Linked DNA regions of Homo sapiens: region 2 is linked to region 1. Evidence: chromatin loops called from intact Hi-C (ENCODE). Cell type or tissue: gastrocnemius medialis. All regions are shown on one strand. Each heading gives the region's core, and the rest is flanking DNA. Links, peaks and the distances in the headings are about the cores only. Region 1 has its middle 110 kb from the start of LINC00626. Region 2 holds the start of LINC00970 (long intergenic non-protein coding RNA 970).

What was found. Hi-C counts contacts between places; a loop is a spot of excess contacts. Peaks named below come from ENCODE experiments on the same cell type or tissue, not always from the same donor. Only the 100,000 strongest peaks of a DNase experiment are listed, where the experiment ranks them.
Region 2: it touches region 1 in a loop (3-fold over the local background); 8 of 110 quality-filtered maps call a loop at or near these places.

What each region holds. Positions count from the first base shown.
Region 1 is chr1:168,884,891-168,900,323 of GRCh38, reverse strand. It overlaps the pseudogene SUMO1P2. Among named protein-coding and RNA genes, the nearest start is that of LINC00626, 110 kb to the right of the region's middle. In gastrocnemius medialis, for the core only: no CTCF peak of the experiment used is centred there; a DNase peak (open chromatin) is centred at 6,853; H3K27ac peaks cover 3,125 bases.
Region 2 is chr1:169,083,586-169,099,018 of GRCh38, reverse strand. It overlaps LINC00970 (long intergenic non-protein coding RNA 970), which reads left to right and starts at 12,014. Exons shown (of 5, transcript NR_104091.1): 1 at 12,014-12,064. In gastrocnemius medialis, for the core only: no CTCF peak of the experiment used is centred there; a DNase peak (open chromatin) is centred at 7,378.

The DNA.
Region 1 (15,433 bases), core at 2,774-10,773:
GTCTTGGATAGTAGCACATTTTAATGTCTTGTTTAAAATTGTCATTCCAAATTATGATAGTTTGTTTCCAAAGATGGCCACCATCAGTGTCTTGTTTCCCTGCACATATGCACAATTGCCAAATCAAGAGGTGAAGTCTAATTTCCCTCCCCTGTTATCTGGACATCTGGACTGATCTTCAGTTTTTGTTTGACCAATACAATCAAGCAGAAATGATATTACAGCACTCCCAAGCCTAGGTCATAAGAAACCTTGCACCTTTCCCCTGGGCCACATGGAACATTCCTCTTGGGATGCTCTTGAAACACTTCAGTCATACTGTGAGAAATTCAAGTCACATCCAAAGACCACATATAGAAGCTTCAGGAGACAGTCTCAGCAGAACTTCCAATCAATAACTGGCCATATGGTATAGCTATCTTGACCATAAAACTCATTTGGGCCTTCAAATGGTTCCAACCCCAGCCACCATCTGTTAGCACCTACTTGGGAGACTCTGAGCAAGAACGACTCAGCTCAACCCAGTTAACCTAACAGAACTTTAAGAGATAATAATAAATTGCTCTTTTGAGCCACTAAATTTTAGGATGGCTTATAACAACAATAAATAACTGAAACAGAAATACAAATATTTTGAATAATCTACCTGTTCTTTCTTTTTTCAACTCTTTGGATAGTCTCTTTTAACCAGGTACTATGCTAGGTGCTGGTGATGGATTCAAAGATGAAAGAGATATAAGATGTAAAGCCTGATGTATTTTCACAAGGAACATTTACTTGGTGAGACAGACAAATGAGTAGAAGAATATTATGCCATATGATAAGTAATATAAAAATGCACATGGTTCTTGAGGGATCACGTAGCTTTGGGAAAACTAATTGACTTTTTTTTTTTGGAAGGTTATTAATAAATAAAACTAAAAACTAAGCAGGAGACACAGAGACTCACCTGAGCAGCAGCACGGGGCAAAGATGGCATGTGGAACTTTCTTGGAATTGCAAATATTTCAGTCTGGCTGGGGCATAGAATATGAAGACTAAGTGGAGAGATATAATTGGGAAAGTTGACAAAGAGCTCAAAAATGTCTTTGTATACTGTCAAACGAGTTTGGATTTTATTATTCAATGTTAAAATTCTAGCCATTTTCATCCATTCATCTTTTATTTTACCTTACAATCCTTCAATAACTAAAAAATAATCATACTCCTCCAATGGCTATGTTGAAGGATCTTGAGGACAGGAAGAGAGTCACATTGTCTGATTTATGATTCAGGATGATGGAATCTTCTGACAAGATTTTTATTTTTTAGATCTTAAAATGCATTCTTTTCAGTGAAGCCATCTTTGGAGTTAGTCATTACTCTCACCTTATCTGTCATCTTGACTCCAATATGCTATTCCTCTTCTTTTGGTCTAGACTCTAATTTTAAAGCTATCTTCAAGTTAAGGAAAGGTCATTTTTCCACAGTTCAGTTCTCTGAAAAGCTTACATCTCCCAGTGAAAGTCACAGTCCAGGAGTGAAGCAATCACATGCTAGAACTTTAGGGCCAATTGGGAAGTCTTTACAAACACTTGCCTTGGTCGATCTTACTTATTGCTACAAGCCTGAAAATGCATAGTCCTAAAAAAGGTGGTCTCTCTGTGCACACATGTAATTTTTAAAAAGGAGAGGGCAATACGAAGGGAACTGAGGCTTGATCACCAAAAATCAGCACAATGAAAGCAAATGATAATGAATAATGAGCACTAGAATTCAAATTACCAGATGTTTTAAAGAGATGGAGTGCCAGTTTTCAATTCCATTTTGAGCACCACATTACAAAAGAACTATTTTAAAAATAAAAAAATGATTGAGGGAAAAGAAAAACAAATAAAAGAATACCTAAACTACTGAATGACCTCATTTGCTCATGATAAACTTCAATCACATCTTCTTACTCCATTCCCAGTTCTTTTATAGTATGAGTAGCAGCAATTCTCTGATCTTCAAAGACAAATCTGAGTGAATTCATTGGAACTCCCTGCCTTTGACAGTATGATTCTTTGAGTTTCTTGAGATGTGTTGTCATTTTCACTTTGAAGTGAATCTCGCTGCTATCCTGTCCAATGACTTTGAGTTTAACATATTCTCATTCCTTCTTATCCTCCAAGTCATCAGTTGAAGGTTTTGCCTCCTGATCTTACATAGGTGACAGGGGCTTCACCCAGGGGTCACTGCTATGCAGTGTTTCTAAAGGCATGAGGGAAGGGGCAGGGTGCAGTCAAGAAGCCTCTATGCGGTAGGTGAGAGCTGTGGCATCCAAGAATAATGGAGAGGGTGGTAGGTAGGTGGCTTCTAAAAAATGGTAAGGATCTGTAAGAGCTACTGTAGAGTAATAGGATTGGGCTGACTTGAGTCTCAGAGAAGGACTGCTGCATAGCTACATGGTCAAGCTAAAGTTTAAAAGAATGACTTCATACTGTCAATAATCTGCATGGGTATGTTACCTTTTTTTCCTGGCACTCAGCAATTCAAGTATGGCAGTGAGAAGGTGAGTAGCTTGATTGATCCAAGGTTATGACTTTTCTGGGCAGGTGCAATGAACTCAAAAACTGGATGATAGTTAAGAATATTGACAAAAGAGTAGTGAGAGAGATAAGACACAGGGTCTAAGCAATTGACAGCGTCTAAGCAAATGACTTGGACAGCTCATTCACGTGAAAGAATGGGATTAAAAGTAAGAAAGCTGAAAGGATCAGGGGCTGTGGTTAGAGAGAGGTGTTGCACAGATTGGAGACTGAATGGGCTTTCCTTCTGGGCATGAGAGACACAGGGTGATGTAACACTTCTAGAGAAGAGATTATGAGCTATCCATGATAGTGATGACATCACTAGTCATCACCATCACTTGCAGTAGGAGGTCAGTAGAATCCATCTATGTCAACAGTGAAGAATGCTAGAGCTGTAGTACATGAGCCAACAGGAGCCTCAAAATAAGAGAGAAATACAGAAATGATGATAAGGAACAGGCTGATTAACTCTGAAGCATTGAGCAGGTAACGTCTGAGCTTAGCTTTTAAGGATCCATAGGAGTTCTTCAAGGAGATGAAAAAGGTGATAGAGGAGATTTCAGATAAAGTCAGTATCACCTGCCAAAGTTTACAGGCATTTAAATTGTTTTCTACCACAATATCCTCAGGAGGTATAAACCATAAATACATGTTCTACTTTCTATTTTTCCTCTTTTCCTCAGACCATGACCATTCTTGAAATGAACTTTCCCATAGAATTAAAATAATCCCATTTCTGGATACCTGAGTAAGTTTGACTTAAATCTTTTCTCAGTTTGCCAGTTGCATAGTCTGAACAATCCTGCTACCTGTGGTTCTTAAGGAAAAGTGGTCATAGGTAAAGTTGGTGCACCAGCCTAATATGATTCTACAGAACTCTTGTTTAACTTTGAACAAATGCCACTTTTATTACTTTACAAAAATTGATATCCTAGAATCCATGATTTCTTCATGGTCCATTTTCTTTTTCTATCCGTTTTTGGAAGCAGGGTGATTTTAGAAAGAGTATGTATGGCATTCAAGGCTAAACAGAGTTGGTGTTGAATTGTGCTAACAACACCTACAAGCTGTGTAACATTTGGCAACTCACTTGGCCTTTCTGAATTTCCGTTTTCTCTTTTGTGAAATACAGATAGCATGTCTATCTCCTAGAATTATGAGAATGAAATGCAATGTCAATAAGGGATGGTACAGAATAGATGCTCAATGTTTCCTCTTTGTGGTTCTCTCTGAATCTCCCTTGCTTCTCCCAACTCAAGCAAATTAGTTTTCCTGAGCTAATTTCTTTCAAGCATATGGCTGCTGACCTTTTATTTTTCTTAATCCATTGACCCCTCTATATTGTGTATCTGCCCCCTGCCACAGCATCACATAAATATATGATAATTCCCTGAAATTGTCCTGCTTTCTTAGAACTTGACTTCTGGCAGACTAACTCAGAAACATTCAAGAGAAAAAGATGAGGAAAAGGGAATCTCTTTTATACTGGATAGTTTTAATAACAGAATCCTGGAGACAAAGTCAGAAAGTGATCATGGGAACAGAAAATAAAGAGAAAAAATGCAAGAACATAGAGGAGACACCCTAACAATAAGACTACGAGCAGGAAAGTGTCCTCCCATGCTTTGCTGAAGCTGAGTGATATCTGGTTAAAGTTTCCTTGGGCTCTTACTACCTTTCTGAAACTAAATGTTGTTTGAATAGGAGGAGCTAAATTTTTCATAAATAAATCTCTCTGATGGTTTGTTACATGTTCTTTATTTTTTTCTGTGTTAAAATGTAATCCGTATTTTAAAGTTTTCCCACTTGCCAGACTTATTTTACATTTTATCTCATATAGAGGTCTGCACCCAAGGAAAACTGAGATTCTCCCACCGGTTCTCCATGTAGACTTTCAGAACAGAGTAGCACACTGTATTTTGGTGAATGACACTCCCTGGGGTTGTGCAAGCATGCTTGCCCTGAGAATTACAGAGGCTGGGTTTTCAGGGACCCAGGACACTGAAATCCCTGGAACTGCCAAGCCTCAGTAGTTTCTTCACCTTTTCCTGTTAATGATCACACCACACTACCCAAGTTTCTATGAAACTATACAGCAATGATAGAAAGATAAGTTTGTAATATAGACAAGACCATCAAAAAAAGTAATTTACAAAAGGAGAAGTATAAATGGCCAATGAGCATATGAGAGGATGCTCTGCCTCTCTAGCAGTGAGAGCAATGCCACTTAAAACAGCAGGGATAAGCCATTTAGAGTGATTTGACATTGATAGCATAAAATAATAACCATTGTTGGTGTGAATGTGAGAGAAGCCTGGAAGAGATTATTCCTATTTTTATTTTCCAAATTTAATATATGATTATGATGTGAGCTATGTCTATTGCAGCAAGGGGCTAATAGAAAGTTGTCCAGAGAAGTGGCCAGGCACGGTGGCTCACACCTGTAATCCCAGCACTTTGGGAGGCTGAGGCGGGTGGATCACGAGGTCAGGAGATCGAGACCATCCTGGCTAACACGGTGAAACCCCATCTCTAATAAAAATGCAAAAAATTAGCCGGACGTGGTGGTGGGTGCCTGTAGTCCCAGCTACTCAGGAGGCTGAGGCAGGAGAATGGCGTGAACCTGAGAGGCAGAGCTTGCAATGAGCCGAGATCGCGCCACTGCACTCCACCCTGGGTGACAGAGCAAGACTCTGTCTCAGAAAAAAAAAAAAAAAAAAGAAAGAAAAGAAAGTTGTCCAGGGAAATATAAAGAAGAAAGAAATCATCCATGGTCACCTTGCTCAGTGAAAACCTCCATTGCCATTTACAATTGATTTATTTGAATCAGGATCCAGTTGAGATCTAATCATGGCATTTGGGATGTCTTTTAAGTCTCTTTTAATTTAGAACAGATTCCCCCCGCCCACACACACTCCTTTTTTTTCTGGTCCTTGACTTCTGGAAGAAACTGAGTTAGCTGTCCTACAAATTGGTTCAAATTCTGGATTTGTCTATTTGCTCTCCAACTGGTCTGCAAACTAAAAGTTAGACGTAAGTCTGGATTCAACTCAAGTTTAACATTTTTTGGCAAGAAAAGTTTGTAAGTGATGTTGTGTATTTTTTATTGCATTACATCATGTAGCACATAATGTCTGGTTGTCTCATTTTGAAACCGCTTACATTGATCAATGGCTTCAGATGAGACAGCCTGATTCTTCCGTTGTAAAAGTCCCTATCATCTCTTCTCTTAATGGTTTTAGCATCTGTTAATGTTTATTGCCTGAATCAATTATTTCATTAGTGTTGTTAAATGGGGATTTTCTAATTTCACTAATTCTTCTACATTTAATAACTATAATTCTTCTCTAAGGAAAAAGATGTTCCTCATCAACTAGGGATTTTTTTTATTTTGAAATGTAGTAAAACAGGACAACCAAAATGAGTATTCCCTAATTTTGTCCACTCAAATTCTTAGAAATAATGACAAACCAGTGGCAAGAAATATCCATACGTGTTCAGATTATGGTTTCTAAGTAACATTAACACTAAAAGGGACCAGAGATTCATGGAGAAGGGCTGAGTCCAAGTCCAGGGTGAAATAAGTAAGATGAACCTGATGATAAACCTTGCGGTGGCAATAAAGAATCTCTCAAAGATAACAGGGCTGTGTCAAAAAGATCTCCCAGGAACTAGTTTGAAAGAACTTCTGCCGGTGCAAGATGGGACAATCTTTACATCAAAAACAATAGTGACTGAAATTGACTATCTCATATTGAATATATTTTAAGCCTATTAGTTCATAATAACACAGACAAAAAATAAAAACTGCTAGAGAACCACAAAACCACCAGCCAAAACAAAAACACAACAAATACCATTTCAGAAAAGTAGGGCACCAACCCCTTGCTCTGAAAACTGGTAAATTACAGGGAAAGGATGATTTATGTTTCTAAATGATCATCATGGCTGCTGTGTGAGGAGTATGTTGTAGGAAAACAAGAGTAGAAACAGGGAGGCTTGGGCCAGGCTCCAGGGACTGTGTAAATTGCCAGGGATACATGGATGATGAGCTAGCCCCTGACCTCCTGGAGCTCTCATCTCCAGTGGGGAAGGCTGCCTTGTCACCAGGCAGTTGGAATCAAGCGGGAAGTATATAATAACAGAGGCAAGCAGACGGTGCCACTGCAGCACACGAGAATGGCATCAAGCCATCCTGGGAGCTCTAATACAGAGGAGTACATACCCAAGCTGAGTCTTACATTGAGTCAGAAATAAAAGATGATCATATCCCAGACCAACTCCAGAACCAGTTGGAGCCTGCTGGAACTAAGGCAGCTGTAGTCAGTACTGACTCAGGACCTGGATAGGATTAAGCTGGCAGGAGGAAGGGAACATTAAGTCCAGCAGAGAAGGGACTAGGGAAGATGGGCTGAAAATTGATCCAACATAGCCACAGGGAGGATAGGGCTGAGATTTCTTTTGTACTACCTTCATCTCTCTGTTTATCTGATCATTGCTTGTAACGGTGAAAGATGCTAAATGGGGGAGATGAGAGGAGAGCTATGAGGAAAAGTAGGGAGGCAGACATCAACGAAGCACAAATCACAGCTGTTCTACATGGAAGATGAATCATGCTATGTTGCTGAGCTGCATCATAGGAAAAGAGGTGCCGTGTCTATGCTGTGTTGTGCTATGTTAAAATTTTAATCACTAGAGATGATATAAACACTGAGGAATCAAAAACACACTGAGAGATCACTGGCCAGACAGAAGTAACACATGGAGACAGACTCAAGCTGTAGAATAACATGAGATGATGTCAGAGTAGACCCTTACATGACCCAGGGAATCTGCAAATATCCCAGATCCTTGGGATATTTGGATGGATGAAATGGACCCTGCACAAAGGAGGGTGAATAATATGGACTACCTATGCACAGAAATACAGAGAAGAGTTACAAGCCAATGCTGAGCTGAAGTGTAAAGTTTCAGAAGAGAGTTTAAACAAATATTTAAAACAATGATAATATTCAGTTGTGGCAGGAGTGCAGTAAAATTGCTGTTTCGATGTACTACTAGTGAGAGCTGAATCAGTACAATCTTCCTGGAAAAAAATTAACGGTATGTTTAAATATTCTTAAAATGTTCTTATACTTTTTCCTAATAATTTTATCTTTGAAAATAAAAGAAAGGCCGGGTGCGGTGGTTCACGCCTGTATTCCCAGCACTTTGGGAGGCCGAGGTGGGTGGATCACAAGGTCAGGAGATCGAGACCATCCTGGCTAACACGGTGAAACCCCGTCTCTACTAAAAACACAAAAAATTAGCTGGGCGTGGTAGCGGGCACCTGTAGTCCCAGCTACTTGGGAGGCTGAGGCAGGAGAATGGCATGAACCTGGGAGGTAGAGCTTGCAGTGAGCCGAGATCATGCCACTGCACTCCAGCCTAGGCGACAGTGCAAGACTCCGTCTCACACACACACACACACACACACACACATACACACACACAAAAGAAAACATAAGAAAAAAGCCCCCAAAATATACAAGAATATGTATACAAAGTATTATCAGAGTATTAGTTTAGAGGAAAATAGAAAACAATCTAAATTCCTACCAGTAAGGAATGATTAATTAAGGGTGGCATATGTATAATTGGAATATTATGCAGGAATTAAATGATTACAGAGATTTTAGTAATATGGGGAATGTTTATTATTTGAGATTAAGTTAGAAAGTAGAAAATAAATTGTAAAAATTTTTTAGTTTTTAAAACCATAGAAAAACTATAAAGTAGAAATACAGCAAAATTATCTGTAATCAAATTATGTTATTTTTAGAAGCTTTATCGGGAGATAATTTACATACAACAAAATTCACTAATTTAAATGTCTAATTTGATGACTTTTGACAACTGTTTATACCTGTGTAACCACCACCACAATTAAAATAAAGAATATTTTGATCAACCCCAAAATTTCTATGCTTTTTTGTATTCCCTTCCTCTGACTCCCTGACCCCTAATAACCACTATCTGCTTTCTGGTGCTATAGTTTTGCTTTTTCTAACATTTCATGTAAACAGATTCTTATAGTGTGTAGGTTTCTATGCTAGTGTCTAGCATAATGGTTTTGAGATTCGTCCATGTTGTTGGATGTATCAATAGTTTGTTCCTTTGTGTTGCTGAATAGTATTCCATTGTATAGATATACTACAATTTGGTTTTCCATTCACTAGTTGTTGGGCATTTGGGTTGTTTCAATTTGCTTACTATGATAAATAAAGCTTCTATGACCATTAGTGTACAAGTCTTTGTGTGCTCATTTTCATTTCTCTTGGGTAAATATGTAGGAATGGAATTATTAGATTATTTGGTAAGGGTTAACTTTATAAGAAACTGCCAAAATTATTTTCAAAGTATAATAGATGTATAATAGATGTACCTGTTGTAATGTATGAGACAGTTCCAGTTATTCCACATTATAATTTTGAGGATTCCTTTTAGATTTGATTTCTAGTTTTATTCTGCTGTGGTCTGAGAAGATACTTGATATGATTTCAATTTTTAAAAATTTATTGAGACGTGTTTTGTGGCCTGTCATATGGTTTATCTTGGAGAATGTTCCATGTGCTTATCAGTAGAATGTATATTCTGCAGTTCTTGGGTAGAATGTTCTGTAAATATCTGTTAAGTCCATTTGTTCTAGCATGCCTTTTAAGTCCATAGTTTCTTTCTTGACTTTCTTTTTCAAAGATCTGTCTAGTACTGTCAGTGGTGTATTGAAGTCTCCCACTACTATTGTGTTGCTGTCTATCTCATTTCTGAGGTCTAGTCGTAATTGTTTTATGAATCTGGGATCTACAGTGTTAGGAATATATAAATTTAGGAATGTAATATCTTCTGTTGGATTGATCCTTTTATCATTATATAGTTTACCATTAACCCTTTGAAGTCTGTTTTTTGTTTTCCTAATATAAGAATAGCTATTCCTGCTCACTTTTGCTTTCCATTTGCATGGAATATCTTTTTACACCCTTTTACCTTGAGTTTATATGAATTCTTACATGTTAGGTGAGCCTGTTGAAGACAGCAAATATTTGGTTTGTGATTTTTAAAAATCCTTTCTGCCATTCTGTATCTTTTAAGTGTAGCATTTAGGCCATTTACATTCAATGGAAATATTGAGATGTGAGTTACTGTTCTCTTTATCATGTTGTTACCTAAGTTTGATTTTTTTCATTGTGTTATTGTTTATAGCCCTTGTGAGTTTTAAGCTTTCAAGAGGTTCTATTTTGGTGCATATTTGGCTTTTATTTCAAGGTTTAGAACTCCTTCTAGCATTTATTGTAGGGCTGGTCTGGTGGTGGCAAATTCCCTCAGCATTTGTTTGTCTGAAAATGATTTATTTCACCTTCATTTATGAAACAGATTTGCTGGATACAAAGTTCTTAGCTAACAGTTGTTCTGTTTAAAGGGGTTGAAGTTAGAACCCCAATCTTCTCTGGCCTGTAAGGTTTCTGCCGAGAAGTCCGCTATTAGTCTGAAAGGTTTTCCTTTGTGGGTTACCTGATACTTTTGTTTTAGTGCACTTAGAATTCTTTTTATCATGTTGACTTTAGATAGCCTGATGACTACAGGCCTTGGTGAAGATCTTTTTGCAATGAATTTCCCAGGAGTTCTTTGATCCTCTTGGATTTGGATATTTAGATCTCTAGCCAGACCAGGGAATTTTTCTTCAATTATTCCCTGAAATATGTTTCCCAGACTTACTGTGTTCTCCTCTTCCTTAGGAACAACAATTATTCTTAGGTTTGACCATTCTACATAATCCCATATTTCTTGAAGACTTCGTTCATTTCTTTTGATTATCTTTTCTTTATTTTTGTCTGATTAGGTTAATTCAAAAGCCTTGTCTTTGAGCTCTGAAATTCTTTCTTCTACTTGTTGTAGTCTATTGTTAAAACTTTCCACAGCATTGTGTAATTCCCTAAGTATGTCTTTCATTTCCAGAAGTTCTGATTGGTTTTTCTTTAAAATATCTGTCTTTCTAGAAAATTTTTCATTCATATCCTGAAATGCTTTCTAAATTTCTTTATGATGGTTTTCACCTTTCCCTGAAATCCCCTTGAGTAGCTTAATAATTGACTGTCTGAATTCCTTATCTGGTATTTCAAAGATTTCATCTTGGTTTGGATCTATTGCTGAAGAGCTAGTGTTATCTTTAGAGGTGTTATAGAATCCTGTTTTGTCATATTACCAGAGTTTCTTCTCATTTGGGTAGCCTATTTCTTCTCATTATTCTTGAATTTATGTTTTATGTAACTGTGTTTCTTCATTTGTTTGTTAATTTCTTTTTTCCCCTTAAGGATGTGACTTTAATGCTTATAGTTAATTATATTTGGTTCTTGATGCTTTCAGGGGTGAAGACTCTGTAAGAGTTCCTTGATAATACAGAGTCTTTGTATAGTGGCTTTCTCATATGCTGGTTGTAGTAGCAATGTGCTCAGTATGTGAGCAAGTTCACTGTCTCCTTTGGGGTTGGAATGGTAGAGGTCTCTCGAAGCTTATCATATAACCATGTGGTGTGCACCTTTTTATTTATTTATTTATTTTTCCCCAGTATTTTATTTACTGGTTTGATGGTTTAGGCTTCAGGCCAGTAGGGGAGATGTCTCTGGTTAGCAACCAGTTGTGGCTAAAGCAGGTGGGCAAATGCAATACCCAATGGTAGACAGATGTCCAAGCCTTGACAGAGGGGGCTGGAGGAGCTCTCAGTGAGTCACACTGAGGTCTTAACAGGGGGAAGGGTTGGAGCCACCTCAGGTCCCCTGACAGGTTAGCAAGAGAGTTATCTAACTCTTAGACACACCCCTGTCTCAGTGCTGTAGCTATTCAGATCACACAGGTGCCTCTTTTCATCTGTAGGAGTGTTGATATTCCAAGTAAAGAGGAAATGTGACTCTGTCTCTCTTGTAAGCCTGAACCTGGAGGGTGTTCCTTCTGCAGGAATACAGTCACTTCAACGTGTTTGAGAAAGGCTGTCTATAGTTGCACCCATGCCAAGTTCCCATAGAAGAAGCCCCAACTGTGCGTGCAATAGTGAACAAGGGGGGAAAGATGTCCCCTTCTCCAATACCCTTTACACACACCAGGGCTGTCTGACTGTTGGGTTAGAACTGAAGATGCTCCCTGCTGAGCCCAGCACTGCAACTCTGCCTCTGCTGAAAGAAACTTCCCACCAGTGGAAAGATCTGCTGCTCAAGGCCTGCCATACAGATTACTTTGTCTCACAGGGTATTCCCTTGCTGTGGTACACTCCCTCTTCCCCTAAGAGTGGGAGTACCTGGGAGACAGACTATTGTGAGTGTTGTTGCTCCTCTGGGTCTAGCCACCCAGTAAGGTTGCCACACTCCAGGCAGGAGCTGGAAAATGTCTGCAAGGGATCAAGTGATATGACCTCAAGTCTCCCAGCAGTGGGTAGCAGCACCAGCTCTAATGGGAGTGGCAGGGGAATGATGTATACTCTGTGAGATTCCTTGGTTATTGTTAGCCTTAGTGTATTGGCTTTCTCGAATGCCAGTTAAAGTAGTAATGAAGTAGTCATATAGACAGACTCAGGACCTCCTGGTTAGCCAGAGTGGTGCAGGCAGTGGTGATAGCTCAGATCATGCAGCTGTTTTCTCCTTCCTGGGTGCAGTGTTATTCTCTCAGGAGATGCTGTAATGGACTGCATTGGTTGGTCTCCAGCTAGGAGGTGGTGCTTGCAAAAGAGCATCAGCTGCAGTGGTAGCAGTGGGATTTTTGCTTGCCTTATTTTGCCTGGGAAGTGGAGGATACTCTGGTTTCTCAGGCAATGAAAGAAGCCATATAGCTCCCAAAAGATTCTATCTTTTGTATTAAGTTACCAGGGCAGGTTGTGGGGCAAAGCCAGGTGGGGGCTGAGTCAGGTAGGTTTGTACTGTGAGTCTCATGCAGGGTAAGCAGCAGCCCTTGTGGGTATCAGAAGACAGGAGCAGTTCTCAGGCCACTGGGTTGATATTCCAGAGGGTAGTATTGCTGCCTCTGCTGCACAGAAGAGTTAGCACAGGGAGAGGGGAGTAGCAGGTGATGGTAAGCCCCACACAGATCCCACACACTTGGCGAGGCATAACCACTCGTGCAGTGTTCCACTGGCAGCGGTGGGCTCAGTTCCAGGTGGCCTGCATTCAGAACTCACAACTGCTCCAAAGCATATGCTTTCCCTCTGGAGATGGCAACTGTGGCTTTCAGTCCATGCCCCTCCCTATCCACTGCGAAGCTGGGCACCCAGCTTCTGCACTTGTGGTTCCTGGACTAGCAGCTGGAGCACAATTTTCACTCCCCTGCCCCAGCCCTGGCTAAGGGAGTTCATCCTTACCCAAGATTATATCGTGAAACCCAGTTGGGGGCTTATTTCAACCTGAGACCCCTGCCTGAACTATTTGGCTGTGCTCTGCAGGGTCCTCTGTGAGGAACAGTGAAAAATGCTTTCCCTCCGTCTGCACTGGAAACTGGGAGTGCATGCAAGGGTCTTCCTGTGCTGCTCCTACTTTTATATTCCATGTGCCTCCCCAGGTTGGTTCCTGTACTGGGTAGGGTTAAGGCCTTCCCCTGGGACCTAGACTTCCAGGGTCCCTGGAGGGGCTGTGTGTCCCAGGGGCAGTCTCTCCTCTCACCCTAGGGACTCATAGCCCTTTACCTGACTCACTGTGTAGGCTGCAGCCTGTTGCTTTCTTCAAAGGGTCTACAGATTCCTTTGGTTACCCTGTTCAGTTTCTGCATCACTTCCTGAAAAAAGTTCACAGTGTGAATCTCTACACACGACTTTGTCCTTCCAAGTGGGAGAGGTATGCTGGCAATGCCTCTAATCCACCATCTTGGACAAACAAAAAAGAAAGAATTGACATTATTTCTTCAATAAATGTTTGAAAGAATTCAACTGTGAAATCATCTGGGCCTGGGGTATTGCGTGGGGAAGAATTTTTAATTATAAGTTCAATTTCCTTCAAATATAGACAAAAAACTATTCAGGTTATCTTTTAGTTTTTGAATGACTTGGGTAGTTTGCTTCTTTTAAAAAAACTTTCCAGTTTTCAAAGGGAATGCTTCCAGTTTTTGCCCATTCAGTATGATATTGGCTGTGGGTTTGTCATAAATAGCTCTAATTATTTTGAGATACATCCCATCAATACCTAATTTATTGAAAGTTTTTAGCATGAAGCCTTCTTGAATTTTGTCAAAGGCCTTTTCTGCATCTATGGAGATAATCATGTGGTTTTTGTCATTGGTTCTGTTTATATGCTGGATTACGTTTATTGATTTGCGTATGTTGAACTAGCCTTGCATCCCAGGAATGAAGCCCACTTGATCATGGTGGATAAGCTTTTTGATGTGCTGCTGGATTCAGTTTGCCAGTATTTTATTGAGGATTTTTGCATCAATGTTCTTCAGGGATATTGGTCTAAAATTCTCTTTTTTTGTTGTGTCTCTGCCAGGCTTTAGTATAAGGATAATGCTGGCCTCATAAAATGAGTTAGGGAGGATTCCCTCTTTTTCTATTGATTGGAATAGTTTCAGAAGGAATGGTACTAGCTCCTCCTTGTACCTCTGGTAGAATTCGGCTGTGAATCCATCTGGTCCTAGACTTTTTTTGGTTGGTAAGCTATTAATTATTGCCTCAATTTCACACAAGGCAGGGATGCCCTCTCTCACCACTCCTATTCAACATAGTGTTGGAAGTTCTGGCCAGGGCAATCAGGCAGGAGAAGGAAATAAAGGGCATTCAGTTAGGAAAAGAGGAAGTCAAATTGTCCCTGTTTGCAGATGACATGATTGTATATCTAGAAAACCCCATTGTCTCAGCCCAAAATCTCCTTAAGCTGATAGGCAACTTCAGCAAAGTCTCAGGATACAAAATCAATGTACAAAAATCACAAGCATTCTTATACACCAATAACAGACAAACAGAGACCCAAATCATGAGTGAACTCCCATTCACAATTGCTTCAAAGAGAATAAAATACCTAGGAATCCAACTTACAAGGGATGTGAAGGACCTCTTCAAGGAGAACTACAAACCACTGTTCAATGAAATAAAAGAGGATACAAACAAATGGAAGAACATTCCATGCTCATGGGTAGGAAGAATCAATATTGTGAAAATAGCCATACTGCCCAAGGTAATTTATAGATTCAATGCCATCCCCATCAAGCTACCAATGACTTTCTTCACAGAATTGAAAAAACTACTTTAAAGTTCATATGGAACCAAAGAAGAGCCCACATTGCCCAGTCAATCCTAAGCCAAAAGAACAAAGCTGGAGGCATCACGCTACGTAACTTCAAACTATACTACAAAGCTACAGTAACCAAAGCAGCATGGTACTGGTACCAAAACAGAGATATAGACCAATGGAACAGAACAGAACTCTCAGAAATCATGCCGCATATCTACAACTATCTGATCTTTGACAAATCTGACAAAAACAAGAAATGGGGAAAGGATTCCCTATTTAATAAATGGTGCTGGGAAAACTGGCTAGCCATATATAGAAAACTGAAACTGGATCCCTTCCTTACACCTTATACAAAAATTAATTCAAGATGGATTAAAAACTTAAATGTTAGACCTAAAACCATAAAAACCCTAGAAGAAAACCTAGGCATTACCATTCAGGACATAGGCATGGGAAGGACTTCATGTCTAAAACATCAATAGCAATGGCAGCAAAAGCCAAAATTGACAAATAGGATCTAATTAAACTAAAGAGCTTCTGCACAGCAAAAGAAACTACCATTAGAGTGAACAGGCAACCTACAGAATGGGAGAAAAGTTTTGCCATCTACTCATCTGACAAAGGGCTAATATCCAGAATCTACAA
Region 2 (15,433 bases), core at 2,931-10,930, 200 kb before region 1:
TGACATCTGAGATGTAGTCTGGACATTTTAGCAGCAAACATTCTGGTTTGGGAGCAAAATACACAGAAATGAGTGAACAACAATGCAAGGTGCTAAATGATTGTGTTTCACAATGAATATCACAAACGAGATACAATGGGAATTTAGAGAAGAGATACCCTTTGTGCAAGAGGTAAATCCTGTACAGAAATATTGATGGTGCCTGAGATAATACCAGGCAGGAAGGAACATTTGTTTGCTAATTCACTGCATATTGATGGACCTCACAGTGTGCTTGTCACTGGAGAGTCAAGACAGTCAAGCAGTTTATTCTGTCATGTGGGGACAGCCTGAAATTTGCTTAGGATGCTAGGAGAGCACACAGGACTTATTCCTCCTGAGAGTTGATATGACTTCTGAAAGATGGGGACATTTGGACAAGGAAGAATTAGCCTGTGTGAGGAAGTGAGAGGAAAGGCGTGGGCAGAGGGGAAGCATGTGCAAATGCACAGAAACAGGATACATTTCATTAGGGTAGAATGAGAGAACTCCTTTGATTGGGACAAAGGGGGTTTGTTTTTGCTGTTGTTTTGTTGTTTTTGAGACAGGGTCTCTATTTCCCAGGCTGGAGTATAGTAGTGTGATCATGGATCACTGCAGCCTCAACCTCCTGGGCTCAAGTGATCCTCCCAGCTCAGCCTCTAGAGTAGCTGGGACCACAGGAACATGCCACCACACCCAGCCAATTTTTTTTATTTTTTGTGGAGATGAGGTCTCACTGTTTTCCCCAGGTTGGTCTCAAATTCCTGGGCTCAACTGATGCTCCCACCTCAGCCTCCCAAAGTGGCGGGATTATAGGCGTGAACAACTGCACCAGGCCTAGTTTATTTTTTTTTTAACAGGGAAAAGATAAGACTTATAAGTGCAGGGTCAAGACTGCCCTTTTATTTTCTCTTCCTTCCTTTCTTTTCTTTTTTAAATGTTTACCTGGGAGCATAGATTCAAGCTGCCCTGAGTATACACTCCCTAAACTGACCTTTTTTTTTTTTTTTAATTATACTCAAGTTCTGGGATACATGCGCAGAACATGCAGGTTTGTTACACAGGTATACATGTGCCATGGTGGTTTGTTGCACCCACCAACCCGTCATCTTCATTAGGTATTTTTCCTAATGCTATCCCTCCCCTAGCCCCCCACCCCTGGCCAGGCCCCAGTGTGTGATGTTCCCCTCCCTGTGCCCATATGTTCTTATTGTTCAACTCCCATTTATGAGTGAGAACATGCAGTGTTTGGTTTTCTGTTCCTGTGTTAGTTTGCTGAAAATGAATGTTTCCAGCTTCATTCATGTCCCTGCAAAGGACATGAACTTATTCTTTTTTATGGCTGCATAGTATTCCATGGTGTATATGTGCCACATTTTATTTATCCATAGACAGTCCTTTCTAAAAGAAGAACTGGAGTGAAGCAGATCCAAGTTCATCAGGGAACTGTGACTTCATGCCTATCACTCCCCCATTCATAAGGGGTAGGAAGGAGAGATGCAAGTTCCTCTAGCATAGGAAATCAGGTTCCCTCCTCACTGTTTCTCCACTGCTGCCCTCCTGGGTTGAAGTGGGTGACGCTCAGCTCTATGCCACGATGGCCAATGGAAAAGTCAAGTGTAACTGTAAAACACCATTGTCCTAAAAGACAGCAATCTTCCTCCTTTTGCTTCTCCCATGGCTTCTGCATAATGTTTGCTTAAGGAAACTTGGACATGTTCAGAAAATGGCCTTTCACCTACAGGACAATATTTCAAATGAAGTTAGAATTAGACTCAAGGAAACCAGGCAGTGGTCTCATAGGATATTTGAAACATATCAAGACTCCCATTTTCTTAGCTTTCATGCACATCTAGATGTGAAATGGAAGTGTTGTTACTTGGAGGTGAGAACAATGTTGTTCTCACCTCCAAAACACAGGGCTTCCCCTCTGCCTGCCATGCCCTTCCCCTCAGTCCTCACACAGGCCTACTCTTCCTACCCCTTATGGGAAAAAAGTGCAGTTACTTGGAAATGATTATTCTCGCCTCCAGGACACAGAATACAGGTATTGTTCTCAGCACCAAACGCAGCTTCCTTCTCTGCCATGGGTGGAAGAAAAGATGCTTCTACCCCTTCCTCCAATTTGAAATTGAGCACTTTACTCCCCAATGTCAACCTTTTACAATTTATTTTTTTTTGGTTCTGTGAACCTCCCAGCACTATAGTTTAACTGTGCATTAATTAAATATCTTTTGGGAGTGTGCTTGCAAAGCTAACCTTCATGTATGTTATCGACCTATAGAAAAATCTGTTGCAAGTTCCAAACAGGTACCATATGGATTTTTAAAATGTAACCTGTTGGTGAGATGCAAACACTTCATCCTAATAATAATTTCCCTTCATTGGCAGATTGGTGCAGGGGTTGGGTGAAACTGAGCATGCCAAGTCGTAGAAACTATCAGATTTGTATGAGAACTTAGAGGCGATTTTTCATATGACAAAGTGAAAACTTAGAGTGGAAAAATAGCTGGTGAGCTTGGGGCAGGGCTGGTCTCTGACTGAGACCTCTTTCTTCCATTCCATGTTCATTTTCCATCTCACGATTCTGCTTGGGTTAAACCACACAGCCACACATGAAGGCGGAGAATATCATTGCCTACATTTGAGGGACTCCAAGGAAAAACTTCACTGTGATCCTCCGTCAAAAAAGAAAAAGAGAAAAAAAAAATCCCCATGATAGCTTTATCAGTTAGGGTTAGGTTTGGCTGTAACAGAAACCCAAAATAACAGCAGCTTCAACATCATGGGATTCTATTTCCCTGTGACTTACAAGACCAGAGGTAGGTAGTCCAGGACTGGGATGATGGCTTTATTCCAGTAAGTCCTCAGGGAGCCAGGCCCCTTCCAGCTCATCTTTTTACATCCCTTCTACATGGTCCTTGCATTCATGGACACCAGTCATCACATCCAGGGTGGAGGAGGGGAAAAACAGAAGTGCCAACCACCCTTCAAGGCAACATCCATCCTAGATGTCCTGCACGTCTGCTCCTACATCATTGGTCAGAACTTGGCCTCAGGACAACACTTAGCCATATGGGATGCTCGGAAATACAGTCTTTGCTCAGGGTACTTGTCCCCTGTTAAAAATTAGAGGTTCTGTCACTGCTTATGCCACAGTGATGCAGAGAAACTTGGCACATATGGATGTGCTCTTTTGTGTTAGTATTGTCAAAGCCTTTTTCCAAGACGAATCCTAGGAGGGGGCCCATTGTCTCATATTTTATTCTCCAATGAGAAGATCAAATCGCTTTCTTTTGTGGTAAGAAAGACAAGCCATTCGAAGAGCAAACCATTAGAAGAGTTCAGGCCACTGGGGTCGGGAGACATGGCTGTGGAAATGACAGGGGCATAGAGCTGGAGAAAAATCTTAAAAAGAGTGCACAGAAACAGATGCATGCCTTGCCATGGCACAGTCTGTGACGTTGCCCAGTTGGCAAGGGCTGGTTCTGTTAATATTCTGCCCACCCACCACCCTTCTCTACTTCCTGTTGCAATCATGGCTGCAATATCTGTCAGCCTCTTTGGGGGCTTGTGGGATTTAGACAGCTATTGTCCATTCTTAGTACAAGTTGCAGCCGGGAAGGGTGTGGTTACTCAGCCCCAGCATGCCAGCTGGGTGCCAGTTTCAGCATGTTAACTGACAGTAGGGCTTAGTGCAGTTCCCATTTAGGTGTAAACTAATAGCTACTTTCAGCAGATCACTAGTCCTTCAATTTCACTAGCCTTCCAGAAGGATGGAATATCACAGCGACACTTGGAAGCTTGTATAAGAGTTGACCAGCACTGGACTACATATTATTGAGGACACTAGGTTGCTTCTCCGACTCTGTAAACTCCCCATGGCCACAAGACCTTTGCACATGCTATTTCCTCTGTGTCTGGAATGTTTATCTTTCCCCTCTTGGCAAGATAACACTCTGGAGTCTTTAGGGGAGACTTCCTTGACTTCTAAGAAAAAAAATGCCTTAGCCACAGGTTTTCCTATCATTGTATAACTCTTCCTTGTGCCATTTGTCACAGATAATAATTTTTCATTCATGTGATTATTTGCTGAGACTTTAATTTTATGAGCACTAGCTTTTGCCACCTTGACATCCCCTGTGTCTAGCACAGTGATGGGTACATAGTATGCACTCAGTGAATTTAGGTGAATCTATGAAGTCGCTGCACCTGCACATTTGTCTCCAACCCTAATGCAACTATAGGGTTTATCAATATATTGACGTGAACTGTCTATATCAGATTTACCTGCTTAGCTCCATTAACATGCAGATTCCTGGACTTTATCCGAACCCTATTGAATTAAGGTATCTGAGGAGGTACCTGGGATCCTCATGTGAATAAGCTTCCCAGGTAATTTGCACACACCACAGTATTTGAGAAGCCCATTGCAGTTGGGAAGACAGTACAGTATAGGTATTATTAAGAGGCCCATGCTGCACACAGGAATGAGCCTTCAGGATAAGACTGTTGTATTTAAGAGCTACCTCAGTCTACTTACATTTAGAGAGAAGAAACTTATAAAACAACTTTCTCTTTGAGATCTGAAAATGCCAAGGAAAATTTGGAGACAGCTGTTAATTGAGCTTAGGGAGTCCAGATTATGTGGAATGAAACAATGTGTGTTCACGGTAGCACCTGTGCACAGACAATTTCAAAGAAATAAAGCAAGACTTGATTGTCACCCGGTAGCTCACTGTCTGCCCTCCCCCCAACCAACCTCCTCTCTTAGGTAGAGTAGCGACAGGAAATCCTTGTTGAGGGGCTTCTGAAGCAAAACCTAAGTCCTCCACAGAACCTTAAGTCTGATTTCCAGCCTCCAAATTTAATCACACATATGGTCACCTATTAAAGTGAGCTCATGCACTTTAATCCTTGTTTTCTTTAAAATTAAAATAATTGGAGTATAATTGTTCTGAAGTTAAAAATCCACATGACCAACCACAATGAGTGAGGTCTAAACATACAATTTAACAACAAATGGTGTGAAAGTCCTTTAAAACAAGAGTTACACTGAACATTTTGGTCTTTCTTTCTTTCTGCCCACCCGGTTGCTTTTTAAACTCAACACCAAAGGCCTCTTCTTCCTCTTCTATAATTCTTTCCTTCTCTGCCTCATCTTGAGGGCAGCTTCCTATCTTTCTTTAAGGATCATAGATTCTTTACGTTCCAAGGATTTTGTCCTTTCTCCCATTGCCCTGGCTTTTACCTCCTCTTTTTAGTATTTTAACAAGGTTTTGAATAATCACTGTCATTTCTCTTTTAAAAACAATTCATTATGCTATCTTGCCAAATATCCAACTCTTATATATTAATAGCTCCACTAAAAAGAAAACAGAATGAGCTGATGTATGAATTAGGGTTATGAATAAAGATTAAAAATTCAAACCATGAAGTATTCAAAACATAAGAAAATATCCCTAAGAAGGACTCAAGCACAGTACCCAGAGAACAACTAAGAAGAAGGGCTATATTCAAACTGTGAACTCCTTAAAAAAAGAGACGAAGTATTATTTTACTTGTGAATTATCCAGTTTCCAGCACAGTGCCTGGAACATAAAAGTTTCAAGAAATATATGTTGAATAAATCATTGAAGGAGGAATCTCCAGTTTTAACCAGGGGACTTGCTAGTTTAATGTAAGGTTGATATTCAAAGTAAACCTCTTCTGAACCCCAAAAGTTTATTGCAACCTAGCAGTAACTTACCTGGCCAGATGGTTTAGAAAGTGGGTTGTTGGCAAGAGGTATAAACTGTTCCCTTCTTGAAATCTGTGATCCTCCCATCACAGCACTTGAGACCTTACACTTCAAGGTCCTCAACTTTTCAGGGATGTTTCTGGGTTATGGTAGTAAAAAAAGAAATTTTTTGATGACAAAATATAGAGGATTTTATCTAAGAGCCCCTTTGTAGACTTAGCCAGATATATTTAATTGTGGTGCTGTGGAAAGTGCATGGGTTTCCAAGACACAGCCATCTGAAGCTGTGAAAGTTACCTAACTATATGAGGCTCCACGTTCTCATCTTGGAAACGGAAATAACGCCATCTATATTTTATTTTCATTGTGGGAACTTGAGAGAATTAAGGCCTTAAGACCTAATAGAAATCAATACATGATAGCTTTTCTCTTTTGAATTTAAGCTGAATAGTGAGTGATATTTTTGTCTGTTTCATCATGGCTAGCTTCCAGTGCCTGACACAGAATAAGTACTTACAATATTTGTTAAATAAATTACATTTTTGTTTAGTTACCAAGTCACAGACTGGAGATGCATCCTTGTATTTTGAATATTCTAAAATAGTAGAATGTCTGGTGTTCCTATTAGCATCTGGCTTTAAGATGTTGTATCTATGCCAGTGGCAGCTGTGTGCGTTCCCTACATCACATGGGGCAGTAGTACATGCAGTGTCTAAGTGGGTCTTACAGTGTGGTCCCCAGACCAGCAGCATCAGCATGACCTGGGAACTTAGCAGAAATGTAAATTCTCTGGCCCCATTCTAGAACTACTGAGTGAAAAATTCTAGGGGTGGAGGTCGGTTGATTCTGATGTGCACCAGTGTTTGAGAACCAGAACTACAGGTATATATAAAACTCCCCAGTGCTGTAATTAGACATGATATGAGCACTGGATGCCAGAGAATTGATGACTTGCACTGAGAAAACATAATCACTGAGGATTTTAGAATATGATGCTTCCAGAGCTAACATACTCCTGGTAGAGGATTTTCAGGAACCTGACAGATTCTGAGTTCAAATGCTTCTTCATTGAACTGGCCTCATGATATGATCTATAGACATGTGCCAGAAGCATTACCTAAACTGCTGTTTTTACTACGGTGCCCCTTCCACCCAGCTATAGCAAAGTGGACTGGAGTGAGCACTGACTCAAGGGAAGCTCCATCTATAAGCTAGCCCTCAATTCTTGTGTCAGGCAAGATGTAAGCCAAGCTGCTGTAATAGAGACCTAAAAATACAGGGAATCAAAGAAAATAGCAGTTATTTCTTTCTTTTGTAACAGCCTGGTGGTGAATAATCCAGGCTGGAATGGTGACTCTGCTGTGTGGGTATTCAGAGAGCCTGCTCTCCTGTCTTGTTACTCTTGCATCCCCAGTGGTGGTGTCCTCCTTTGCTTGACTGAGCCTGAGTCAACATTGCATCTGCATTCTGTCTTACTGCAAGGAGAAAATCCAGGACAAGTGGCTTTGTCTTTAAGAAGACGATGCCAAATTTGTACATCTCACTTCCATTTATACCTCATTACTCACATAGTCATACCTTGCTGCAAGGCAGGCTGGGGACTGTAGTGTGCAACCGGCAGCCATGTGCCCGCATAAAGCACACAGGGTTCTATTACTAAGAAGAAAAGAAGAATGAACACTGGAAGACCACTAGCAGCTTCTGCCAGAGTTCTGAACATCTTCTCAGTTCCTCTTCTCACGGGGCCCTCTGTACCAAGCAGCCCTGTCCTTGGATTCCTGTGAGATTTCTGTATCCCGACATTAAAACCCTCTTTTCTAGAATTAGCCTGAATGGGAACCTGTTCTTCGTAACGAAATGCTGGGGATTAGAACGGTGTACCTCAAATCCCTCCTATCTTAGTAAAGGTTGAAATAAACAGAATTTTGATGGGTGGTAGGCTCAGAACAAGCACAGAATGAGAAGGATTGTGCAGTCCTGACTACAAGGATGGTCATAAGATGAGGCTGGCTGAGAATTTCCCCCACACGGCAGTTCTGAGCTGTCTTGAACACTCTGTAACCTCCATGAGAGCCCCAAGCCCAGGCCAGACAAAGCCATGCAGTGCGTTAACTTGTCTTTGGCAGCTTTCAACCTCTTTCTGCATTTTCAGCCAGTGAGATCCCTGCCATCAGAACTCCCATGTCCTGTGCTCATTCCCTCAAAATTCCGTGTTCTGTTGTGTGCACAGGCACTAGGGACTCCTTGGGGATCAGTGCCTTATTTAATGTGAAACTAGTAATGGGGAATTTTAGGTCCGTTTAGTTTATTAGGGGCTTTTGGTGTCCTGCAAATAGCACCCAGGCAGGGTCCTTTGGCCATGTTGCAGCAGCAGCTCTCTGTCTGCATTCCAGTATAATAGACTGTGAGAGAAATAACATCTCTCTTCTTCCTTTAGGTTCAATCTGTCATTTACAATTGCCAATTCTATTTCCTGGAAAAACAAAAACAAAAACAGGTAGAACTCTTAGGTCTCTTCTTTCTCCAGCCTTGTTTATCTCCCTTCCTCTTTTTAAGTTGACCGTTTTGATTCTGCTGTTCAAATGCCTGGATCAGATCAAATGCCAGGATTGCTCACGGTACATTCAGTGAGGGATTATAATAAACTAAGGGGAACCAGGAGAAACCCACAATGATGGCATTTAGCACATTCAAAGTTGAAAATAAAGTCAACGTTTATCCTTAATCAGCTCAGTCTTGATCTTACTCATCCTGGGTTTCTTGACTCTGTCTCTGGTTAGTTTGCTCTTCCATGGGCTGTATCTTGGTACTCCACAATTTTCAGTGAAATACATTACAGCCCCATGACATTCTGTTTACAGTAGGTCTTATAGAAGGAAGGTAAGAAGGTGGGGGGAGGGAGTGAGCACATTACCAGGTGAATGGTCGCTGTGTGCCAGCCACAGCTAGATGCTTTTAATCCTCAAAACAAAATGAAACAAAACTGGAGAGGAATTAATATTGCAATTTATGGGAAAATGGAAGACTATGCAATTTGCCCAAGTTACTAATACCTAATAAGTGGTACACTCAAAATCTAATCGAGGTTGTCTGACTTCTAAAGCCCGTGCTCCAAAATTGGCATCAACACATTTATGTAGAGTCTTTTACTAATGCCATTAATTGTTATACCTTGGAAAAAAGGGGAGGCATATAGCTTATTTAAAGCACATTCTTTATTAGTGAACCAAGGATGGAGAGGGGGATGGAGAACCACTGTGAATACATTCAGTAATTTATCAACAGGGGACTTTGTTTTGCCACAGCTTTATTGTTTGACTCCAGAAGAACCCATTGTCTATTCTGTGACTTAGTTTTACTATCAGATTAAAAAAAAAACAAAAAAAAAAACGAAAAACAATGTTCTCAGTGTTTGAAGAGCTTAGTAGAAATCTAGATTTTTATATGGTGTTTTGCCTAGATTTCCTTTTGATTTGTAGGATTTTTATATAAATTATTTATATAAAATAATAAAAATAATATAAATATATATTTATATTAATATATTATTATAAAATAATATAAATAATAATTATTTGTATGCTTATTTATGCAATCAGTTATAAACACCCCATACAGAGCAATTTCATTTTAATTTTTTTGTTTTGGAGCGCAGTGGTGCTATTTCAGCTCACTGCAACCTCCTCCTCCTGGGTTCAAGCAATTCTTGTGCCACAGCCTCCCAAGTAGCTGGGATTACAGGTGTCTGCCACCACACCATGCCGATTTTTGTATTTTTTGTAGAGACGGTGTTTTGCCATGTTGGCCAGGCTGGTCTCAAACTCCTGGCCTCAAGAGATCCGCCCACCTTGGCCTTCCAAAGTGCTGGCATTACAGGCATGAGCCATTGTGCCCGGCCCATTTCAGTTTCTGCTACAGCACTAAACTTACGTTTCTTAAAGGTAGGCCTTATGTCTTCATCAAGGAATCCTAAATTGTTAGACCTGAAAGGAACGTGAGAGATCATATTATGGCTGATGATATCTTTTTCTGTTTCCCTCACATGACCTGGCACCATACCTTGTATACAGTAGGGGGTTTAATAAATAGCAATTGTGTAAGTAGATAAATGCTTTGTACGCTTTGTAATTTGACCTCTCCCCCATATCGTCTATGAACAATGATACAGGAACAATTTGAATCTCTGAACACAATTATTATGTGTTTTATGCAATCATAACCACTCCTATAGGAGTTTGCTTGTTTTTGTAAGTGTTTTCCTCCTGAAATGACCTTTACTATCAGTTAGGTTTAGCTTAGAATATGAATTCCATGTATTCAAGTATTTTGTAGAAAAAATACCTCTGTCCTCTGTGATCATATTAGAGCTACCTGATGACAAAAACAGCATTTGGGTAACACCATGAAACTGCATCACTCACTGTACTTACTTCATCAGTATATCGTCTGTACCAAGCCTGGAAACCAGTTTACCTCTGCCCTGGCTTTAGGGCTGACTTCATCGGTGTGCAATCTATGCAGTTACACGGCGTCCTTAGCTTAGTGGAACCCCCTGCTTGGATTAATGCTCAGTTGTCACCTTTTTGAAATTCTTAATAAATTTTCTGGCAAGTGCCCTGCATTTTCATTTTGCACTGGACTCTGCAAATTATGTAGCAGGTCCCGACTCCCTGTCTGTGTTTGAGCATTTTCTCTCTCCCTTTCACATCCTCCAATCCGGCTTTCCAAAGGCAGAGACATCACATACACTCATCTTAGTGGGACCTGAAACATCTGCCAGGCCTTTAGAATAAACTAGTAAGTGAAGTATTCAAAATAAATGGATATTCATACATACTGGCAAACTAATGGAATGGAATGATCATGCATAAATCATTGACTGGTGCCAGCCACTGAGCTATGGGTTTATATACTAATTTTGTTTAACTGCCACCTCAAACCTGTGAGAGAGTGCTATTATTCTGATTTTACAAATGGGAGAAGGGAGGCTCAGGAAGGTCAGTAAGTGGCAGAGCTCACACACTGAGTTCTGATGTGTCTGAGTCCAAAGCCCATTCCCATTTCACTGCATTCCTAACTGAGGCCTGGAAAACTTACCCCTGAGATCACAGCATTGCCTGAGAGGAAAAAGGACTTTTCCTATGGTTTTCACACTTTCACTTTTTGCACTGGATCTTTCAGTTGTCTGGTTAACAACTAGGTTACGTCATTCTATATGGGGCTTTCAGATACAGAGCAACTTTCCCAGGACCACCCATTAAACTAGAAGTGAAGTGATATCGTTGTTCTCACTATGATGGTAGGGTGAAGGAAGCAGATTGGCCATGCCAAAACTGATGTCCTCTGAGATCCCGAGGCCCAAGCCAACATTTGACGGCATACCTCACTCAACAACACTTTTACCTGTGTAATAGAAAACAACAGCCATTTATAACTCGCTTATTCATTTTTTTTTTCCACAGGCCTCTGCGCAGCATCTGCTATGTGCAGGCACTGTGCTAGGCCCTGTGGAGACAATAATGAAAAAGATATAGCCCCTGCTTTTCAGATGGTCACAAATTGGCAGAAGGGTGCAAACTCATAACTCTCTTTATTCCAACATTTTGCCAGCTCTGGTTGTAAAGTTGAGGAGTTAGGAGTTGGAGTAAATTTAGGAAATGGGTAGAATATTATTTTTGCAGCTCATTGGAATTCTCCCTTGTTACAGATCAGGGTCCTGGGTTGGGTGGCATACCTATGCCTGTCATTATTTGCATCCCTGGTTTAACAGCTGGCTCTGGCCAATCTTATACGATCCTCTACCTTAGCAAACAGAAACACAGTTTTTGAAAATTCACATGAAGAAGAGTTGAATAGCAAATAAGTTCAGCCTTGAGGCTCCACCTATTACCTGGCTGTTGAGCTTTGTAAAACCATTGATTGTTTAACAGCCAGCAGGGCAAGAAGGCCAGAATTATGCTCAGCAAATGCAGAAACAGAGCACAGTTGTCTGTGTGTGTTTCCATGGTAACAGTGATAACAGCTTATATTTATAGACTCTCTATCTCCAAGGAGCTCAAAGCACTTTACAAACACATCATCTCTCTTCTATAGGAAAAAGAGAGAAGGAGAGAGAGGGGGATAGGAAGAGAGGTAGAGAGAGAGAAAGAAAGGGAGAGAGGGAGGGAGGAGGAAGGGAGAGAGGGAAGCAGGGAGGGAGAGAGAACAGGAGAAGAAGGAGGAGGTACAGAAGGACTTGGTGTGCTATTATGCACATTTCACAGATGGCACAGAGTGGGGAAGTCAGTGACCCAAGGTGGCAAGGTAAGCCAGTGACAGATGGTAGATTGGATGGACCTAGTGGCTCATATAACTCCTGGAACTTTTGCTGCTGGCCTTGAGCAGATGTCAGGGCTGAGCTGCTGTCTCCTAGTCATCTTGCTCTGTTCAGTGTCATCTAGGTGATCAGATAACTCCGGGGACATCAAAAGCAGTTTGGCTCAGTATTGTTGGTGGGAAACACAGGGAAAATTCTTCCATGGGGAGTTGGGGATAATGTCCAAAGTCCTTATAGCCAGACAGCCACCAGGCAATCCCAGACTGTGTTCCGAGGGATGACAGGCTCAGCTGTGCTGCACACTCATACTGAGGCTCTGCGCACATTGATGGAAATGGTTTTCTTCAAATAGAGCCCATTTCACAGTTTCTGAAGGACCTTTGGAGGAAATGCCTTTTGGGTACTTCTTTCTGAGACAACTATTAGACATGTGATGTGACTTGGAGTTATCTGAAGGCTGTAGCCTATGAAATTGAAAATGAGTTTTGTAAATCTCAGATCTACTATTTTCTGTATAAAATTCTTGTATGAATAGAGCCATGTCCTCTGGTGGAGGCCTGAACTCTTGGAGTGGGTTAGCATGAATCTCAAGCTCTTGAGTCCTGGAGCAGCCTGTCCCCATTCTTCTTTAGCCAGAGTTGGCCTTGGTCCCCACTTCTTACCCTCACAGGCCTTCTGTTTTCCCCCTCACTGCCACCTCACTCCACATTTAGCCTTTGGAAAATAGCAACTATTTTCTCTTCTAAAAAAGAGTCATTTTCTGCAGAGCATTCAGTCAATCCAGCCAGCAGTCCCCATGGCAACACTGAGATAAGATCCTTCCTCCCGCAGGTCTTCAGTGGTCTTGATAAACAGATCCCACCGGTTCCTGCAGCCCATGACCTCAGGCTGAAGCCAAAGATGAGCTTCTTGCCTGTTTAGGCTTCAGGGATGCTGGACTGAAGGGCTGATAGTTTGAGTAGCTGAGTCCCAGCAAAGTTTAAATGCTTTACAAATAGGCTTCTGACCCCCAAAGCAAAAATAAATTAAGCAAAGAACTTCCTGAAGGAGGAGGAGCAGTTGTTGGAGGGCCTTCTGGTTTCTGCACCATCTTAGTAGTTGACCTACATCCACCAGCGCCTGGAGGCTCACCCACCCAGGGGGAGTGAGTGGGCTCTTCCTCTGACCCTCTCAGGGTGGGCTGCACTCAGACTGAAGTTCTTTCTCTTCCTTCAAGATGCCAAGCTCCCTCTTACCTCCTGGCCTTGAGCTCCAAGCAGGAAGGAGCCCCAACCCCTGGTTTTGTGCCTGGTGCATACTCAGAATTTGTAAAGGAATGAACTCCTTTTGGCTGTTCCCTCCCTCCCTTAATCTTCACACCTTTTTCTTGGCCTTCCCAGTCCTCCTCCTTAAGGTCCCTCTTAGACACTCTGAAATTCCATCTCTCCCACTTCTTCCTATATAGTATTTTATCTTTCCCTCATTACAGCACTTATCACACACTATGGCAATTGCTTATTTTGATAGGAGTTTCTGGATGTCACTGAAACTGGCTTTTGGAGGTTTGTTGGAAACAGCATTTAAAGGTTTACTTCTGAATTAAAAATTAATATTCTGATTATTAAAGTTAGGATTAAAAACATAGTTTATTTGGGTTCAACTTATATGTGTAATTATTTTATTTTATATTTTTCCCAACTTTTAAGTTCAGGGGTACATGTACAGGTTTGTTACTATTTTATTTTTTAGTCTAGCAGAGTTTAGCAATCACTTCTAAAGGGCCTATGAATAAAGTTAATTACTTTCAAATAGTTTAAGCTATGATTATTAGTTATAATCGCCATCTCTTTCTTTTCCTATATGCATTTGTCTGTATTAACAAACTAAACTTTTTGGAGGACTTTAATACTCATATACATTTAAGCTCTTAAATGTATAAATATAGGATCCTAAGGTTCTCTTGTATGTTCCAGTAAACTTAAGAACTCAAAACCATAAAATTTCACATCAATTACTCAATTGTATTTTAAATGGGCCTTACAAGGCTATCATTCTAATAGGTCTGATTCTATTAAAAATTGCAAATACACAAAATAGCAACTATACACAATTTTATTCTTTAATACAAAATTATCAATACTATGGTTTGGGTCTCTCAAATCTTTCCATACTTAATTCTCAATCTTCCTGGTGTTAGGAAACACATAACCTACCTAAGGGAAGGCATTTGCCATCACAGGTAAATGAAGTTAGTTTTGCCCAGAAGATGGTCTTCCTGGTGACCATGATGGGACTTAGCCTTATTTAATGCTTATAGAGTCATAGGTTTTCACACTAAAGAGGCTGGTCTCCCACAGCCTTTGTCATTCCATCTGATTCTTTGTTTACTCAGAGGAAGCCTGTAGTTCCCATTCTTATTGATCACTTCACTGGATTTTGTATTTCCTTGTCCCTTAAGATTTGTCAGTATATTTACAAGTAACGCTAACTTAAACTTGATGGAATCGTAAGATTTATATACATTATCTTCTTGTTAATAATAAATACATTTGACCTTGATGGGGTTTCCTATTCTCTTATATTCTTAGGATCATACACGTCTTAGGGCTATTACACGTGATACTCTGTTGGGTTTTGTCTCACTCGTCATGACTCTTGAGGTCATTCTGCTTGCTGCTCCAAGGTCTCCTCCATTAGACTGTGAGCTTCCTGAGGGCAGGGCAAAGATGATTTGTTTGGAGTCATAAGCCCAGAATTCAGCATCTTTCTTGGCAAAGGACAGACATTATTGTCACTTGACCCTCCAGTTAAAGATAACCAGGAGCACACCTATCATTGAGCATCTTGGCCCTATTACTCATTGCAACGAGGCAGAATGCACACCGTGGACAACCATGGGGTATCTCAGTAAAAAGGGGCCAGAAGGACTTAGTAAAGGATTGGGCTTGTGTTAGGTTATTTTGAGAAGGGTTTAAAGAAGCAGGCTCTGCTCTGGATTGGATGCTATCAGAAAGTAGGAATAATTGAGTATGAGGAGTGAAGACTATAAGGAGTGAAGACTAGAATTAGGCTAAAGCTATGATTGCCAAAGAAGTAGCAGTCACTCATATTATCAGACTAGGGGAATGTTTAGGCATTTCTGAGATTTGAATAATGTTCACATTTTTGTCTGTTTATGTAAGATCAGAGGAGTGTTCTTGTTTTTGTCTTGCTCCATTATGGTCACAGAGTTTCCTCTGTTGTGTGAAGTTGTTTCTGTTTAACAGAACACCAAAACCTCTCTGTGAGTGCTGGGCCAGCTAGTAGCAACACTAGGGCCTAGCAGTGGTATCAGGGCAGCTCCCAGATGTCAGGGGCTGCTTTCTTTTTCTCACTAT